2 separate regions of the Homo sapiens genome follow, and region 1 is linked to region 2. A link is a contact called in ENCODE Hi-C data. All regions are on one chromosome and are shown on one strand. The core of a region is the stretch at or near the end of the contact, and the rest is flanking DNA. Distances in the headings are between cores, read along the strand shown.

Region 1 (6,807 bases), core at 3,736-6,235, 2.4 Mb before region 2:
ATTGGGAGTGAGAAAATTTTCTTGTGTCCTCCTAAGAAGAATGATAGATCTGTAAGTTAGGATAACATAAAGTTATAAGTGTAGATAATTTATATAGCAGTATTTTTTACTCAAGTTGATGAATTTTTCAACTGTTTTCTCACATTGATTCTTGAGAAGGGCGCTCTTGATGGATGACATCAGGTAAGCATATAAGTGGGTATTAGGCAGAAAACCAGTTGAGTTGGGAAGCTCAGTTTGTGCAGAAAGAGCCAAGTTAGGTGAGTATGTGAATATAGCTGGGGCCTAGTCTGGAAATGCTGGTCAGTTTGTTTTGCTAGGCCCACTGGAGCCTTGGGTCATTGGCCCTCTATTTGTCTGTGTCATAAGGAGTGTGTTGGGGAAGGTAAAGCTTTCAGCAAAGCAAGTCCCTTGCCTTTGAGCAGCGTCAGTCACAAGCTCCAAGTTTGCCATAAAAATATGAAGGGACAACTTCTCTCCCAGAAACCCTGGTGGTCCTCCTGATTATAAAAGGAAGAGTGATAGGAAGGCCTGCCTGTGGAAACCTGACGCAGGAAACCTGAGTCCTTCGGAATTTTACCGTGAAGAAAGGAGAGTTAGTTGATCCAATTTACTTTGATTCTTCCCTAACGTTAGACTAATTTGCTACTGAAGGACCCTTCCAGGGGCAGACCTGACACTGACTTTTATCTCCTGCAACCAGGTGGGCCATCTGTTCTTCTGGCTGACATCTGGCTGTTGGATAAAATAGAAGTCATGCACAGATGTCCTTTTCCAGTGACTGACTGGTACCTAAAAATAGAGGCAACCACATTATCCCAGCACTTCTCCAAAGCTGTCACTAAGGAAGACTTAGTAGTCTATTGGCAACCAGATTTGACCAGTTATTCTCCTGAATTACTCAGCATTGTAACTTTTAGTGGAATGCTGATAGCTTTTTCCAGTGGGCTGACATTAATATCAAAGGTTTCTTCCGGGCCTGGAATGGAAGCTCTGTTGAAAGCTAATCCTAAGGGGGTCTCTGCACAGCTAAGGAAAAAAAAAAAAAAAAACATCGAGGCTTGAGTTTTCAAAATAAATGACACTAACTTGTGCTGACATTTCCTGTACTTTATTTTAAAAACCTAAAGGAAAACTGTTAGTGAAGTCTGCTGTAATGCAGACTGCTAAAAGGAAAATATGTAAACTTTTAAAAGCAAACAGAAATAACTAAAAAAAAATGATCCTAAATTCAAAATAACCTGCAGACACTTAGTATTCAGACTTCTGGCCTGTGAGACAGAAAACCATGAGGCAATAAATTTCTGTTGTTTAAGTCATCCAGTTTGTGGCACTTCATTATGATTACTCTAGAAAACTAATACAATAAATTTAACGTTTCATAATTACAGTCATGTTCTGCATAACGATGTTTCAGTCAGTGATGGACCACATATTACAACAGTGGTCTCAGAAGGTTATAATGGAGCTGAAAAATTTTTGTCACCTAGTGACATGGTAGCTATTGTAATGTCACAGTGTAGCACATTACTCATGTGTTTGTAGTGATGCTGGCATAAAAAAATCCTACTGCACTGACAGTCATTATAAAAGTACAATATAGAACATACAATTATGTACAGTTGTAATACTTGATAATGATAAACAACTGTTACTAGTTTTGTATTTATTATACTACACATTGTATTGTTATTTTAGAGTATACTTTTTCTATTTATTATGAAACGTTAACTGTAAAGCAGCCTCAGGCATGGTGTGCAGGAGATATTCCAGAAAAAGGCATTGTTATCATAGTAGATGACAGCTCCACGTGTGTTATTACCCCTAAAGACCTTCTAGTGGAATGAGATGTGGAGGTGGGGGACAGTGATATTGGTTATTTATGATCTTGATATTGTGCAGGCCTAGGTTCATGTGTGTGTCTGTGTATTAACATTTAACAAAAAATTTAAAAAGTTACAAAACTAAAAATAGAAAAAAGCTTATGGAATAAAGATATAAACAAATAAAATATTTCTGTGCAGTTGTACAATGTGTTTGTGTTTTAAGGTAAATGCTATTGCGAAAGAGTCAGAAAGTTTAAGAAATTTATAAAGTTAAAAAGTTGCAGTAAGCAAGTGATAATTTATTAATAAAGAAAGAAAGTTGTTAACGTAAATGTAGTGTAGCCCAAGTGTATAGTGTTTATAAAGTCTACACTAGCGAACAGTATTGCCCTACACCTTCACATTCATTCACCGCTCACTCACTGGCTCACCCAGAGCAACTTCCAGTCCTGCAAGCTCCATTCATGGTAAGTGCCCTAGACAGGTGCGCCATTTTAAATCTTCTATACCATATATTTACTGTACTTTTTGTTTGTTTATATTTAGATACACAAATACATACCACTGTGTTAAAATTGCCTCCAATATTCAGTACAGTAACATGCTATTTAGGTTATACAGGTGTGTAGCCTAGGAGCAATAAGCTATACCATATTAGCCTAGGTATGTATTAAGCTATACCATCTAGCTTTGTGGAAGTAACACTCTATGATGTTTGCAGGGCAATGAAATAGCCTAACACATTTCTCAAAACATATACCTATTGTCAAATGATGCATGACTACGTGTGGAAGCCTGTTTCTATCTATTTAGAAGTACACACACACAACATGTGTGCATGTAAGTGTGGGCATGTGCACTCACAAACACACCCTGAGGGACGTTAAGGCAGAATTAATTGTATATTTCCAAAATTAACACTCATTTTATTTTTAAGCAAAAATATTTAGGGCTCTAATTCTATAAAATGATAAAATAAACAGCTGTGTTACAGCAGTCCTAGAAACAGTTTGTATTATTAATTCTAAATCAGCCTAGAGAGTCATTGAGGTTGAATAAGAATGACAAATGTCAGTGCATCATGAAGAACAAATGAAAAGGGACAAATGCTATAGCAGACCTCAGGTGTGGGCTGCTTTGGGAGTGGCATTCTCATGTAGACATTCTTATTTGGATCATACGTAATCCACACATGAAGGCATAAAATATTTTGACAGCAAAATTCCAGTGTGCCAGCAAGTGTGCAATTTGAACCCCAGCAGCTTCTTAGGAACACGTATTAAGTTGGTGCAAAAGTGACCGCAGTTCCTGTCATTACTTTTAATAACAACTATCTCATAAAGGTGTTTTGAAGGTTAAATATTAAAGTGCCTGTAATAGTACCTGATACACAATGTACGTGGTTTTAATGGCAAAAACCACAATTACTTTTGCATCCACCTAAAGAGGGGGGATTCATTTGACAGTGAAACATTGAAGTAACTGTAGATTAAGTGACTTCTCTCAATTATTCAGTGGGAGATTCTTCCAGATAGCATTCAAATTAGAAATTATTTTATTTCTGTTCAAAGTCAGACACATTTATATAACAGCAGTGCAAACAGATATATTTGTAGAATTACATTTACTTATATATGCTTATATACAATATTATATGCATTTCATCATTATAATGTCATTCTGTTACATGTTAAAAGTTTTGAGTGGCGTGTGTATGCGTATGTGTGTGTGTATGTATCTTTTTTTGTACACTGTGAAAACTCACATACTCCAGGAGAGGGGATCACAGTTTAAGATCTTAATTAGCAACCACCCAAATTAGTAGTGCATCTTTCAGCTGAAGGGATGAGGGAGGGAACATTTAGGAGTAGGTTGAAGATAGACAACAAAGATAGGAAAAAATTTGGTTACATCTTTATCTAAGAACATTCCTGAAAGCGATAATATAGGTGAGAGAATACTAAGCAACTTGGTGAGCCCCAGGTAATCTTTCAACACACACTGACATTTTTTACTTCTCTTCAGTTACACCCTGCAGAAAGCACAATACGAACACTGGGTTGCCAGGAGTTGGTTTGCCTTGATCTTTGGGGTTGGGAGAACTGCAAAGAGTTGAAGTGGTTTAGACATTTTTAGAATTTTCTGGAATGCATTCTTCAGATCCTCATTGTAATAATGCCCCTGAGAAGATTTCCAGCATATAAACTCTACTCTAGACCAGAAGCTTTATTTAATAATTATAGATGTGTTTGTCTGAATATGGAATCATTTGTATCTTGCCTGGTTGCAATAAGCTGTTAATCATCTCCTCTCCCAGTAACATTAATAATGGTCGTACATTGTGTATTAGGTACTATTGTAGGTACTTTATATTTAACCTTCAAAACGCCTTTATGAGATACATGTTATTATTTTCATTTTACAAAAACATTGAGAATTTATGGAACAAGACAAGGATACCCACTCTAGCCACTCCTACTCAATACAGTTAACCAGGGAGATGAAAGATCTCCGTGAAAATAATTACAAAATACTGTTGAAAGAAATTAAAGATGACACAAAGAAGTGGAAAAATAGTCCATTGTGGGCAGCAAGCCACCCAGGTGCCAAGGCAAGAGACCGAGGACACAAGCTGTTCCAATATAATAAAGAAAATATATAAAATAAGAATAGTTATACTAGAAATAGATTATAGATAGATATGATGATATATGAACATTATTAATCATCAGTTTATAGCATTACCCTTTATTCCAATATTATAATAATCTTTTCTCTACAATTATAACCTAGGAAAAACCAGGCCATAAAGAGATAGGAGCTGAAGGGGCAAGGTGAGAAGTGACCAGAAGACGTGTGAGCCCTCTGTCATGCCCGAACAGGGCCGCTAGAGGGCTCCTTGGTATAGCGGTAACGCCAGTGCCTGGGAAGGCAACCGTTACTTAGCTGATCTTGGTCTAGCAGTAGCGTCAGTGCCTAGGGAAGGCACTCATTACTTAGCAGACCTCCCCAGGAGAGTTAGAGAAGACTCTGCTCCACCACCTCTTGTGGAAGGCTTGACGTCAGTCATGCCCACCCACAGCCATCTGGAGGCCTAACCGTCTCTCTGTGATGCTGTGCTTCAGCGGTCACACTCCTGTTTCACTTTCATGTTCCATTCTGTACACCTGGCTCCGCCCTCTAGATAGCAGTAGCAGAATTAGTGAAAGTATTTAAGTCTTCAATCTTTCTGAGAAGAGCATAGAAGAAATAATGACGTAGGCTGTCCTCTCTCTCTCAGCCTCAGCTACCTAAAAGGGAAAGGCCCCCTGTCTGGTGGACACATGACTCACGTGACCTTACCAATCATTGGAGATGACTCACACTCCTTACCCTGCCCCTTTGGCCTTGTATACAATAAATAGCAGTGCAGTCAGGCATTCGGGGCCACTACTGGTCTCCGTGTCTTGGTGGTAGTGGTCCCCCAGGCCCAGCTGTCTTTTCTTCTATCTCTTTGTCTTGTGTCTTTATTTCTACAATCTCTCATTTCCGCACAAGAGTAGAAAAACCCACAGACCCTGTAGGGCTGGTCCCTACAATCCATCCTCATGGATAGTAAGAATTAATATTGTTAAAATTGCCATACTGCCCAAAGAAATTTACAGATTCAATGCTATTCCTATCAAACTCCCAATGACTTTCTTCACAGAATTAGAGAAAATTATGCTAAAATTCATACAGGACCCAAAAAGAGCTTGAAGAGCCAAAGCATTCCTAAGAAAAAAAAACAAACCTAAAACATTACATTACCTGACTTCAAACCATGTTACAAGGCTACAGTAACTAAAATAGCATGATACTCATACATAAACAAACACATAAACCAATGGAACAAAAAAGGCCAGAAATAAAGCCACACAACTGCAACAATCTGATATTCAACAAAGTCAACAATAACAAGCAATGGATAAAGGATTCCCTATTCAATAAACGATGCTGGGATAACTGGCTAGCCATATGCAGAAGATTGAAACAGGACTACTTTCTTACACCATTTAAAAAATTAACTAAAGATATATGAAAGACTTTAATGTAAAATCTAAAATTACAAAAACCCTTGAAGAAAACCTGTGGTATACTATTCTGGACATAGGACCTGGCAAAGATTTCATGATGAAGATGCTAAAAACAATTGCAAAAAAAAAATTGACAAATAGGACATAATTAAACTAAACAGCTTCTGCACAGCAAAAAAAAAAAGTCATCAACAAAGTAAACAGACAACATACAGAATGGGAGAAAATACTTGCATAATATTCCTCTGACAAAAGTCTAATATGCAGAATCTATAAGGAACTTAAACAGATTAGCAAGCAAAAACCATGCAACCCCATTAAAAAGAGGACAAAGGAAATTAACAAACACTTCCCAAAAGAAGACACACACACACAGCCAACAAGCATGTGAAAAAAATGCCCAACATCACTAATTACTGGAGAAATGCAAATCAAAACCACAATGAGACACCATCTCACACCAGTAAGAATGGCTATTATTAAAGAGTCAAAAATAACAGATGCTGGCATGGTTTTGGAGAAAACGGAACGTTTGTACACTGCTGATGGGAATGTAAATTAGTCCAGTCATTGGGAAAAGCAATTTGGCAATTTCTCAAAGAACTTAAAAAAGAACTACCATTCAACCTGGCAATCCCATTATTGAATATATACCTAAAGGAATATAAATCGTTCTACCATAACAACACATGAACACGTATGTTCAACAAGATGATCTACCTGGCATTATGTTTACATATAATACTTGGTGTCACATACTGTTCCCAAATCAACGGCCTGGTAGAAAACAAAGTGTAACAAAATGGGATTGAAGCTGGCTGAATTTAGAGATGAGGTAGCCTTAGAAGTAAGTGTTAGAAAGTTTTCTTACAACCTGGGTTTTTGTGGGCCCACCTTCTTTTGTGGAGACAGTGAGGGAAATAGGT
Region 2 (6,657 bases), core at 88-2,587:
AGAAGAGGGAAGGGGTTCCTATACCCTACAATCTGAACCCACACATCTGTTCTTGCCACTGTCTGCCTTTCTCTTGAGTTGTAAAAAGCAGAAGCACTTTCATTTATCATGGATATACACTCATCTTGCACCCCAGTTTATCATATTCTCCCGACAGCTGCTGAAAATTTGTTATTCTAAATTAAGAGTAAGTGAATCCATGAAAGAGAAAGTCCTATCATTTGAAGCAGCAGCAACTCAGGCTGCCACTACACAAGAAGCCACTGAGCTCCCTATCCAGTTCTCAATATACTTGAAGCAGTGAGAGAAATTTAAAAGTAAAATATTTTGAAAGAATAGAAACAGTCAAAATAAGGGACAATATGGGGGGAAAACTGAATCTCGTGTCATATTAAGTTAAAAAAAAATTTACGTCATTGTTACCAACTTCCCCTCCCAATTTGTCTAGTTCTAACAGGCCTTCAAGCTCAAGTTAACCACTTTCTTCTACACACTCTCAAAATAACTCTATTACCAGGGTCTCACTCACCCAGAATAATTACAATGCCTCGGTAGGCCTCCACTCAATCCCCACCAGTTACAGCATGTGTACCCCCATCCTTTACAGAAGTGCACTCCTCCTTGTCTCAGTACTTAGGGCGTATTCATCAAATGTCTCACTCTTGAAACTCACCAGTGTGCGATTTTACTTGACTTCACGTAACCCTAAAGACCGTATAGCACCATCTCCCATCTCCCAAAACTTGGTAGCTTTCGTTTTCCTTCAAAGCAGAAATGTGCCCCCCAACGTCACGAAGCAAACAAAGCTGAACTCTATGTGGAAAAAAAAAAAAATGAAATCGATGCAACAAAGGGAAAAAAGGGAAGAAGAAGGGTGGGATCGGGGATGCATGAGTCTTCCAAAGGAGAAGCTGCCAGAGGAACTTCTGCATTTTAATGGTTCTGGGGCAGCAGAGGACTGGTGTGTAGGAAAACAACAAAGGTGGACTCCCCACTCTCCTTACCGCTGTAGAGCCAGAGGAAGATGCAATATATACACGGATCACCATCCTGGGAACAGCGGCTGCGGTTGTTTGGGTCCTGAAAAGGGCTGTGGAGCAGCTGCAGCAATGGCTGGAATCCAGCTAGGGGCTGAAACAGCGGTTGGCAGAGAAGGGTGGGGGAAGGTGGAAGGAGAACTCGCCAGAGCCCCGCCTCCGCCTTTAGCAGCTTCCACCGAGCTCTCTAAGCGCTGCAGTTCCAGCCCAAAACCCCGGAAGGAACAGGCTGTTTGCATCAATTCTATTTTTTTTTAATAGGGAATCTCGAATAGCACCGCGAGATCTGTTGAAACATTGATTTTTGACGATTCCTTCCCTGAGAAGAGGGCGAGGAGAAGAAGAAAGAAAAAGGAGAACTGAATTGAATTAGATTAGCATGAAGGACCTTTTCACGCGGAGACTAAAAGTACTGCGCATAACTTCCTGCTCAGAAATATATGCAAATAAGAAGACAGATCCTGAAAGAGCAAGCTGTATGTTGAAAACCCATGTTCTCAAAGCCTTGCGCATTTTAAGATTCCTATTACGTAGTGATTTTTCTGATCTTAGCTCGTTGTAGGAATTAGGCACTAAAGTACTGAGCAATGCTGCAGAGTTTTGAAGGAAAGTTTCAGGTTTCCTTAAGCCCAGAAATGGCAGGATTGGTTTTCTTTTTGAATTTTGTGTTTTGTTAAATTAGGGAACCCTGCTTCCGTGGGAATTTGCAGGAGGCCTGATTGGCAAGTTTAAGAATGAAGGAATAAATTACAAAGAAAAGATTGAAAATATTGTGTAAAAAGATGGATGATTTTTGTTTTGTTTTGCTTTTTAACTGACTGAAGTAAGGGATTTGGGAGAACATATTGCAGATGTTGAAATGGTGAAGAGAGAGATCAGATGGTTATTTGTAGCTCTAAGGAAATGAGCAAACAGTTAATAATGTCCAGAGACAGACCATATACTTCAAAGTGTAGTTTTAGGTTCCCAGATTATGTTAAATGAACAGAAAAAAAGGAATTTGCAAGATGAATGAGAGTGGAGAGGAGTCAGTCGCTTGTCCTACTTCTTTTCCTTTGCTGTTTTTCCACTGTCTCCAGTCTAGTGGTTTACTGTCTTTGCCTAGGCTCAGTGCTTACAATAGCTTTGTTAACTGTTCCCTACCCACAGGTTTTCCCTTCTCCAATCTGTCTTAAATACTAATTCCAAATTAATCTCTTTACATGTTGTCCTTAAAACAACCTCAAGAGGTGGGTACTATTACATTAATTTTACAGATGAAGAAACTGAAACTCAGAAAAATAGTTTTCCTAAAATCATATGGTTAGTACATTCCAGAGTTAGGAACTCCAGAGGCCACCTTCTTATTTTTTTTTAATTATACTTTAAATTCTAGGGTACATGTGCACAACGTGCAGGTTTGTTACATAGGTATACATGTGCCATGTTGGTTTGCTGCACCCATCAACTCGTTGTTTACATTAGGTATTTCACCTAATGCTATCACTCCTCCAGCCCCCCACCCCCCGACTGGCCCCGGGGTGTGATGTTCCCTGTCCTGTGTCCATGTGTTCTCATTGTTCAACTCCCACATATGAGTGAGAACATGTGGTGTTTGGTTTTCTGTCCTTGTGATAGTTTGCTTAGAATGATGGTTTCCAGCTTCATCCATGTCCCTGCAAAGGACATGAACTCATCCTTTTCTATGGCTGCATAGTATTCCATGGTGTACATGTGCCACATTTTCTTAATCCAGTCTATCACTGGGACATTTGAGTTGGTTCCAAGTCTTTGCTATTATGAATAGTGCTGCAATAAACATACATGTGCATGTGTCTTTATTATAGAAAGATTTATAATCCTTTGGGTATATGCTCAGTAATGAGATTGCTGGGTCAAATGACATTTCTAGTCTAGATCCTTGGGGGATCGCCACACTGTCTTCCACAATGGTTGAACTAATTTACACTCCCACCAACAGTATAAAAGCATTCCTATTTCTCCAAACCCTCTCCAGCATCTGTTGTATGATTGCCATTCTAACTAGCATGAGATGGTATTTCATTGTGGTTTTGATTTGCATTTCTCTCATGACCAGTGATGATGAGCATTTTTGCATATGTCTGTTGGCTGCATAAATGTCTTCTTTTGAGAAATGTCTGTTCATATCCTTTGCCCACATTTTGATGGGGTTGTTTTTTTCTTGTAAATTTGTTTAAGTTCTTCGTAGATTCTGGATATTAGCCCTTTGTCAGATGAGTAGATTGCAAAAATTTTCTCCCATTCTGTAGGTTGCCTGTTCACTCTGATGATAGTTTCTTTTGCTGTGCAGAAGCTCTTTAGTTTAACTAGATCCCATTTGTCTATTTTGGCTTTTGTTGCCATTGCTTTCAGTGTTTTAGTCATGAATCTTTGCCCATGCCTATGTCCTGAATGGCATTGCCTAGGTCTTCTTCTAGGGTTTTTATGGTGTTAGGTCTTACATTTAAATCTTTAATCCATCTTGAGTCAATTTTTGTATACGGTGTAAGGAAAGGATCCAGTTTCAGCTTTCTACATATGGCTAGCCAGTTTTCCCAGCACCGTTTATTAAATAGGGAATCCTTTCCCCATTGCTTGTTTTTGTCAGGTTTGTCAAAGGTCAGATGGTTGTGATGTGTGGTGTTATTTCTGAGACCTCTGTTCTGTTCCATTGGTCTATATATCTGTTTTGGTACCACTACCATGCTGTTTTGGTTACTGTAGCCTTGTAGTATAGTTTGAAGTCAGGTAGCATGATGCCTCCAGCTTTGTTCTTTTTGCTTAGGATTGTCTTGGCCATGTGGGCTCTTTTTTGGTTCCATATGAACTTTAAAGTAGTTTTTTCCAATTCTGTGAAGAAAGTCATTGGTAGCTTGATGGGGATAGCATTGAATCTATAAGTTACTTTGGACAGTATGGCCATTTTCACGATATTGATTCTTCCTATCCATGAGCACGGAATGTTCTTCCATTTGTTTGTGTCCTCTTTTATTTCATTGAGCAGTGGTTTGTAGTTCTCCTTGAAGAGGTCCTTCACATCCCTTGTAAGTTGGATTCCTGGGTATTTTATTCTATTTGTAGCAATTGTGAATGGGAGTTCACTCATGATTTGGCTCTCTGTTTGTCTGTTATTGGTGTATAGGAATGCTTGTGATCTTTGCACATTGATTTTGTACCCTGAGACTTTGCTGAAGTTGCTTATCAGCTTAAGGAGATTTTGGGCTGAAACAATGGGATTTTCTAAGTATACAATCATGTCATGTGCAAACAGGGACAATTTGACTTCCTCTTTTCCTAATTGAATACCCATTCTTTCTTTCTCTTGCCTGATTGCCCTAGCCAGAACTTCCAACACTATGTTAAATAGGATTGGTGAGAGAGGGCATCCTTGTCTTGTGCCAGTTTTCAAAGGGAATGCTTCCAGTTTTTGTCCATTCAGTATTATATTGGCTGTGGGTTTGTCATAAATAGCTCTCATTATTTTGAGATATGTTCCATCAATACCTAGTTTATTGAGAGTTTTTAGCATGAAGGGCTGTTAAATTTTTTCGAAGGCCTTTTCTGCATCTATTGAGATAATCGTGTGGTTTTTGTCATTAGTTCTGTTTATGTGATGGATTACATTAATTGATTTGCATATATTGAACTAGCCTTGCATCCCAGGGATGAAGCCAACTTGATCGTGGTGGATAAGCTTTTTGATGTACTGCTAGATTCTGTTTGCCAGTATTTTACTGAGGATTTTCACATCGATGTTCATCAGAGATATTGGCCTAAAATTCTCCTTTTTTGTTGTTGTGTCTCTGCCAGGCTTTGGTATCAGGATGCTGCTAGCCTCCAGAGGCCACCTTCTTAACTATTACTGTTAACTCACTGCCTGGAAGAGTGAAAGTACTAAAAAAAAAGTTAGCAATTTTTTCATCCTAAAACACCACTTTCTTATATTACTGAAGACAACGTAGGCAGAAATACTTAAATTAGCTCTCCATTGACTATCGAACTAAACCTAAATTATGTTGCTAAACAGTTTTCACCATAATCTAGGCCCACACTATTCATACAATCTTACTTAGTGCTCCCCCAAACTAACTTCCCTATGTACGTAATCATTGTTGACTACCTGCTGCAATCATCATGCTTATGATCACTCTCATGCCTTTGCTCTTCCTGTTTCTTTCTTCACCTTCTCCCCACATTCTCATAACCTTTTCTGCCCTCTCCACTTATCCAACTCTTGCCTTTGCTAGACACAACTCAAAATCTTTATACAAATAATCAGGCAAAAGTAAGTCAGCATGATCTAGTCACCCTCCTCATTGCCAACATCAGGGCTACTGCTATTGCACTTTTCGGCCTATGCAACAGGAGACTCTTTCTTCTGTTTTTTTTTTTTCATTTTGCAAAATGAACATAATTTGTCTTATACTACCGTAGTATGACATCCCTTTCCCTTCTCAAGTGGACACTGCTATGCTCTCACCCCTCACTCAGAACTAAGAGTCTCCAGGTGAGTTATTTTCATTTGCCACACCAAAAGTAGCTGAATTTTCTTGATCAGCAAATACCCCCTCAGCAGAAGCACTCTTTATCATCACTGAGCTCTTTGGAGTTGTAATTCACCCTCTTTTCTCGCCCTGATAATTCCTCACTTTCCTCTTGAGGTCTTTGATATTTTTCATGTATTATAAAATACCTTCCAATATTTTAAATTCCCTTTATCAAGAGAGTTCCAGATCACCTATCCCCACCTTTTCCAGAAGCAGAAATTTTACCTACTTTTAAACTTTTGAGAAAGTTAAAATATTATTTACCTACAAAACACTACAAAATTATGGTGTAGAAATGTTTAATGAACTGTCTGAAAAACATTATCATGTCAACTTCATTGAATATTAAGTTTACTATTTGTAAAAATTTCATTTCATTTGAAAACAATTTGGAGTTTACATTTTTATCTCACATAAGCAGAATTCCTGTTTCTGCAGAGAAATCACTGTCGAGCATATTTTAATGAATTGCTTGTGGCTGAAAATTTTTTAAATTTTAAAACAAAGTTATACAAATTTTAGAATATGCTTAATATTTATATTTAAGTGGGATTATAAGTACATTTGCATTTTTATGTTTGATACACTGTGAAGTGGTGTGTATTAGTCTGTTTCACACTGCTATAAAGAAATACCAAAGACTGGGTAATTTATAAAGGAAAGAGGTTTAATTGACTCACAGTTCTGCATAGCTGGGGAGGCCTCAGGAGACTTACAATCATGGTGGAAGGCAAAGGGGAAGCAAGCTTGGACCTTCTCACATGGCAGCAGGAGACAGAAGAGGGAGGAGCAACGGGGGAAGAGCTCCTTATAAAACCATGAGATCAGCTGGGCACAGTGGCTCACGCCTGTAATCCCAGCACTTTGGGAGGCTGAGATGGGCAGATCATGAGGTCAGGAGATTGAGACCATCTTGGCCAACAAGGTGAAACCCCATCTCTACTAAAAATACAAAAATTAGCCAGGCGTGGTGGTGGCCGCCTGTAATCCCAGCTACCCAGGAGGCTGAGGTGGGAGAATTGCAGGGAGAGGTTGCAGTGAGCCGAGATCACGCCACTGAACTCCAGCCTGGC

What was found. A loop is a pair of places that touch in the nucleus more often than their neighbours do. Pooled maps may share reads with other maps.
Region 1: a loop to region 2 is called in a pooled map, with 13 times the contacts of the local background. The contact joins the enhancer-like site here to the promoter of HMGN5 in region 2. A Hi-C loop is called at or near these places in 4 of 37 single-sample maps with no recorded cell type and 9 of 50 pooled maps.

Annotation. Positions count from the first base shown.
Region 1 is chrX:83,633,354-83,640,160 of GRCh38, reverse strand. No RefSeq gene overlaps it. Among named protein-coding and RNA genes, the nearest start is that of POU3F4, 130 kb to the right of the region's middle. RefSeq lists an enhancer at 4,800-5,149. Within about 2 kb of position 4,985, at least 6 of the 41 ENCODE cell types and tissues checked have a DNase peak (open chromatin) inside an H3K27ac peak, as active enhancers do.
Region 2 is chrX:81,196,593-81,203,249 of GRCh38, reverse strand. HMGN5 (high mobility group nucleosome binding domain 5) reads left to right here and starts at 1,337. Exons shown (of 7, transcript NM_030763.3): 1 at 1,337-1,513. SH3BGRL (SH3 domain binding glutamate rich protein like) reads right to left here and starts at 1,148. Exons shown (of 4, transcript NM_003022.3): 1 at 1,005-1,148. The coding sequence starts at 1,049. RefSeq lists enhancers at 953-1,122, 1,243-1,492.